2 separate regions of the Mus musculus genome follow, and region 1 is linked to region 2. The links are chromatin loops, found by intact Hi-C in ENCODE. Cell type or tissue: gastrocnemius. All regions are shown on one strand. Each heading gives the region's core, and the rest is flanking DNA. Links, peaks and the distances in the headings are about the cores only. Region 1 has its middle 120 kb from the start of Gm40750. Region 2 has its middle 22 kb from the start of Poc1b.

Region 1 (2,917 bases), core at 231-2,730, 400 kb after region 2:
CTGAGCTTGAGGCCAGCCTGGTCTACAAAGTGAGTTCCAGGAAAGCCAGGGCTATACAGAGAAACCCTGTCTGGACCCCCCCCCCCCAAAAAAAAAGATATAGAAAGATAACAGTTCTTTTTTTTCTTTCTTTCTTCTAAGCAGGTGTATGTAGACATTGAGTCCACAGGTTCTGCCTGGTTAATAATTATAAACCTTCAGCCATCTTACACAGATTGTTTACTTTATGGTCTATAAAACCTCCATCCATGATTGTGGGTTGACTCCTATTGTACATAAAGGAAAACTGGTAAGTTTCATTGAATGTCCAACATGGGCAGACTCTACTCACCTTCTGATAGGGTGTTAACAGCTGACCCTATAAAGCCATTTTTAGAAAGCAGAGAATTTTGCATTCTAAAATATTGTTAATATGTTTTATTAAATTTAACCTTCTTTTTTGCTATGTAGTCCAGGTTTGCCTTGAAGTCCTAATCCTCCTGTCTCAGCTTCCCAAGTTTTGAAAATATAGGCATATGCCCCTATTCCTGGTTTAAATATCACCTTTAACTTTAGTTTTGCAAATGCAGAAATAAAAGAGATACATTGTTAAGACTTTTTCTAGGGATAAGATGGTTAATAGTTAATAGTTAATAAGATGGTTAATAGATATACTTAAATTTTAACAGCCACAGTGAAAGATTTTAATATCTGTCTTTCCAGTCATTTGTCATGATGTCACTTTTGAAAGTGAGTTAATAAATTAATTTTTAAAATGAAAATGAAAATAGATAATTAATTAATTGTATGGTACTAAGGACTGAGCCCAGGACCTTGGGCTTGCTAAGAAAGCACTTTGTTAACTGGGCGACCTCCCTGCAGTCATAAGGCCAGTATATGACCTAGAAAATTCGTGATCTTGTGCTTTACTGAATGACATGCTTTAGTGATTGGCACTTTCCCATTAAATAATTTATACAAGTGTTGCAGTTCTGCATTTTCCTAAGTCATATACTCAGATGTTAGTGATGAAAAGCTCTGAAATTCTTTGAAAGGGAACTTACTTGCAATCCCCACTTGCTTTGTAGACAAGAAAAAAAAAAGTCAATGGTAAATAATGTAACTTAGGGCCAGAAACCTGCTTCTCAGAGATTTCGTTTCCAAGATATTGACAGAATGCCTTCACACTCCTAAGCAAAGTTTAAAGATGACATTCCATCAAAGGCAGACTGTTTTCTTTTAAAAGCACCGCAAAAAAAGCCCACGTTGCCTTTTACAGACGAAGATAACAGCTTAACCAAGACAGAAAGTTGTGAGTGGTTGTTTATCGATGGCTATTGCTATTGTAGCAGGACACAGTGTCTACTAACCCCAGGCCTGTTCCAGGGAACTTTATGTTTTCTTCACCAAGAGAAAGCACAGAGCTGGTTCCCTGAATGTCAGGGCACCATCCTCTGCACGGAAAATGGAACAAAGAATCTTGTTTTTTTTTTTTTTTGTTTTGTTTTTTCCATGTGCTTCTGTCTCTTTGTAACTTTGCATTTGTGCCGTGTCCCCATTGTGACCCCATTGTCCTTTCTTTTGTATTTTTAAAAAAATTTAATCTCCCCGAGAGGCTATCAAGTTCTAATTGATTTCATAAGGCAGTGAAATAACAAAAAATGTTATTATTTTTTTTTTCTTGAGGGATTTGGAGCCCTGTAAAAAGTGCTTTCTGGTTTTGTGACCCCTTTCATTTCTATTTCGCCATTCAAAATATAAGAATAACAAAAAAAAGTTTCTTTGGAAGGTTATTAGTGGATTATACAAAATATGGTCTGAGAAAGTGCGAGTTTTTTTCCCGTCTCTAGAAATGCATGTTTTTTTGCACGTGCAATCTGCATTGCTTTAATCTCAGCTCTTGATGGCTCGTTGCTGAATATCTGCTCAGGTTTTCATTCTCCCCATCGATGCTCACTCTTAATGGAGTCTGTTTTTCGCTCTTACTCTGTATTCTATTTACCATTTTCTCCAAGAACGTTTTTCCAATTCCCTTTTGCTGGGGAATAAGTTAAAAGTGCCACAGAGTTCATTTAAGAAGCAATAAAGGAGTTAGTCAGCAAATGAAAGAATAGTAAAATAAAGAGACTCATTTAAACTGCTTACAATCTTGCAAAGAAAGATAAAAAACCAATTTGACAGATCATGGAATTTGAAGCAATAAAACTTGGAAGCTGCCACTCATATTAGCTTGGACCCCACCTAGAAGCCCTTTGGACGAGTGTGAATGGAATGTGCCCGTTGACTCAATCCGGGCGGGCGAGCGTGAGGGACTTTTAGTGTGTCTCTTCCTGTACTTTGCTGATTTCCCTGGGACATTCGCTTAGGAGGGCAAGCTGGATTCTATGGTAACCAGAGAACTACACTGACCCTGTTGCCAGGAAAGGTATGAAACACAAAACCAAAACAAAGCAGGCAGGAAGGAAGGGGCTTCCCCCTACGGCTGACTCGAGAGATGTCAGAGGAAACATAAAAACACAACTGTGAAGCGCCAGCACAGTGTTTTCATATTTATAGAGAAGTGACTCGGGTAAAGCAAGAACTAGTATATGGTAAAAACAGCCGGTCCCCTCCCTCAGCACGGAGGGCTGTTTTTTATCCCACAAGCAAACATTTCCATGCCACTGTTGAATAGCTAGGATTTATGGAGAACTGATTTTATCCTAGGGACTTCTGTTTAATTCACAGTCCCCTTTAAAGGTAATCTTCATTTTGTCTTCTAGGTTCATCTGAATTCAATTTAGTTAATTAATCTCAGTATCGCCATACAAAGACCGGTAGTGGTCCATCCGCAGCTTGGTCCAGAGAAATCTCTTTGATAGCTCTTTAAATACTTGCAATTGTGCAACAAATAGCAGTAGTACTCCGTATCTGTTGGCTTGTGGAATGAGGTTAGGAG
Region 2 (2,917 bases), core at 124-2,623:
TACCACAACAACTCTCATAAAGGAAAATATTTCAGTGGGGCTGGCTTACAGTTTAGAGGTTTAGTCCATTATCATTATCCATTATTATTCATGGCAAGAAGAATGGGTAGCATGCAGACAAACATGGTGATGGAGAGGTAGCTGGAAGTTCTCTATATGTGGATTGGCAGGCCACAGGAAGAAGGACACGCTGAGCCTGGCTTGAGTATTTGAGACTCAGTACCAGTTCCCATGACCCTATGGGGGTCAATTTCATTCAAGCCACCACAGTAATTAACCACCAGTGTTACATATTTACTTGGTTATAAACAAAAGTCCCATCCCAGACAGACCATCTTGTAAGACAGCTGGACATAGTTTGATCAAGGGCACAACTCTGCTTTCCACGATCTTCTGTAGTCTGCCCTCCCTCCTCTCTAGTTTTCTTTCCACACTAGCGGTCTCCTTAGTGACGAGGTGGTTGCCAGTGACAGGTGCAACTGGGTGTGCCCCCTCACGTTGGAGGGGACAACATCCCTTCCCACAATCATATAACAAAAGCACTGAGCAGAACACGTGTGAAGAAATCCCCACGGTTCAGGAGATGTGTGTGGGTTGAATTAGGCATTATTAATTAATCTAGTCACAGAATGTAATTAAACTACCCAAGATCTTCCTAGACACTAAAGAAAAGGTGAAGACAGACAAATATATGACAGCTACTTCATAGGATAGAAATTGCATAGATGCCAAGCACATAAGGAAAACAAAACAAAACAACAACAACAACAAACGTGTACCAAAGTTTAGGAAGACCTGGTTAGAAGCAGCATTTTAGTGGAAGGCTTTAAATAGAGAGTGAATTGGAGCTAGGTAGAGGGAAAGTAGGTTATGTAGGAATTGAACAAGAGACAGTAGGGCCTGCCTGCTGGAGGCATTCTGGAGAGAATCCTAAGATATACACAGTATGCTTACATTGTGCAAACTTCAGTAATTGGTTTATTGCTCACAGGGTATTGGGGAGGTAGGAGAGAGAAAAGACTTAGGTCAAAGATTTTGCATACAGTATCAGTAGAACCCAACAGGAACCAGAAAATAAAGCATACTCAGACTGGCTAGTGGGAAGAGCATGACCCATGGGCTATTTACAAAGAAGGGCACAGCCAGGACTAAGGGACACAAGGCTGAAGACAGAACTTCCACCGCGAGGCTAGCTAGCCTCATCAGGAAGTCATTTCTGTGTCCAGGGAGCTGACACCAAGGAGCTGGGCATGGTAGAACATGCGGGTTTGCATGGGAGCAGCTGTGGGGTTGGGTAGAGGAGCACTGCCCACCTACCCCTAACAGCCCGGCTTGGAGGAGTTGAGAGAAACAGTATCTCAACGATGCATCTCGGGTGACTTTTACTGGTTAAAATCAAGCTAAGTGGTGGTGGCAAAGGAAGGTCATCAGCCTGGGGTCCAGAACAAAGCAGAAAGAAATGGAAATAGATCTCGAAGGACAAACAGAACACAAGAGGAGGGACCAACCTTTGGAGGGACAAATAAAACCACAGCACAGATCTTGTGAGCGGTAATGTAGCAGAGGTTTTGAGCCCCGCTGTCCTCTAGAGGGCGCTCCCGGACTTCACTCCTTCAGGAGGCGAACCTAGATTGCCATGGGCGCAAGGAAGGAGCTTTTGCCTAGGCAATGGAGTCTGGCGGAAAAGAATAAAGGGATTGGGGTCTGGGATAGAGATCTTCCCCCTTCGCACTTATATTCACCACACCGGGACTGATGTGCAGCAAACAAAGCCAGAACTAAGTATCTGCTGTTTGCTAAGTTCCTGATTTCCGCTAAGTCATTGAAGCAGGTAGAAAATAATTACATTACAGAGATGAAGCGAGCCTGCATTCAAACCGCGCGCGCGCATACGGTTGTGCCCTGTACTATCTCGCTCCCATGCTACTGGGTTAGTCATTCGGGCCAAAGATTTCCCTGTCTTCAAGGGCTTAATAAAGTCAGGGCTGTGTCTGTAGAAAATAGAAAATACATCTAACAAGAACAAAAAATGTACAAAGAGCCAAGAGAAGAGTACCCGGCAGATTGTTCATGTTGCAGGGGTGTGTGCTGTATTTCTTCTGACACATGGCCAGTCTTTGGCACTCTTACAGCAGGAGACAGAGCACGCAAATCTGGGGCTTATTCAAGCCCAAGGGAACCCGGAAGGCTAGCCACAAATATGTCAGCAATGGCCAAGGCTGTAGGAGCAAGAGAGGTTCTGGAAGGTTCACTTGGTCCAATTCAGTTTCTGACTTTGAGACCAAAGTTCTAATTCAAGAGTGTCAGAGAGTCTCTCACTGGGTGTTCTAACGGATGGATTGATAGTGGGTACCTGACCCATATGCTAAAAGAGACTCTCGGATTGCAAGGATGGACTTAAAGAATGCTGCGACAAATGACATCAGCCATTGACTGTGGATGAATAGGGGAGGAATCTGGTGCCAGACCAGCATTCTTTTACTTAAAATAGTCCCTCCACTGCAATAGCAGGGCAGGACTACAAGGTCCTGATAATAGCTACGGATTAAGGTAGCAGTTCCAGTTTGTTCCAGTTTTAGCACTGATCGACTGCGTCCTAGAAAATCCCTTAACTTTGGTGCCCATGAGCCAATGTCATAAGATTTTTCTCACTGATAATGGAAAAAAAAAAAGAAGTCCAATCAATAATGATCATTGTTTTTGCCTTGGACGGTTTCAGGATGTGAACATGCGTTTTATTCTGGCCTGTTCAGACTTCTCCGTATTCCCACAGTAACTGACCTCTACCCTCCTCTCGGCAGCTTTACCTGCTGACCTATGAAGTATTGGAAAGGAGCCCTCAAAGTGCCTAGCTGAAGAGCATTCCACACAGGGACAACTTACACAGCTGTGGGCACTGTTAGCACAGAAGTGACAC

What was found. A loop is a pair of places that touch in the nucleus more often than their neighbours do. Peaks named below come from ENCODE experiments on the same cell type or tissue, not always from the same donor. Only the 100,000 strongest peaks of a DNase experiment are listed, where the experiment ranks them.
Region 1: it touches region 2 in a loop (2.6-fold over the local background); 2 of 42 quality-filtered maps call a loop at or near these places.

What each region holds. Positions count from the first base shown.
Region 1 is chr10:98,683,862-98,686,778 of GRCm38, reverse strand. No RefSeq gene overlaps it. Among named protein-coding and RNA genes, the nearest start is that of Gm40750, 120 kb to the left of the region's middle. In gastrocnemius, for the core only: no CTCF peak of the experiment used is centred there; no DNase peak of the experiment used is centred there; H3K4me3 peaks cover 1,187 bases; H3K27ac peaks cover 1,538 bases.
Region 2 is chr10:99,083,781-99,086,697 of GRCm38, reverse strand. It overlaps the pseudogene Gm51755. Among named protein-coding and RNA genes, the nearest start is that of Poc1b, 22 kb to the left of the region's middle. In gastrocnemius, for the core only: a CTCF peak has its summit at 1,598 (motif pointing right); DNase peaks (open chromatin) are centred at 1,600, 1,892 and 2,094.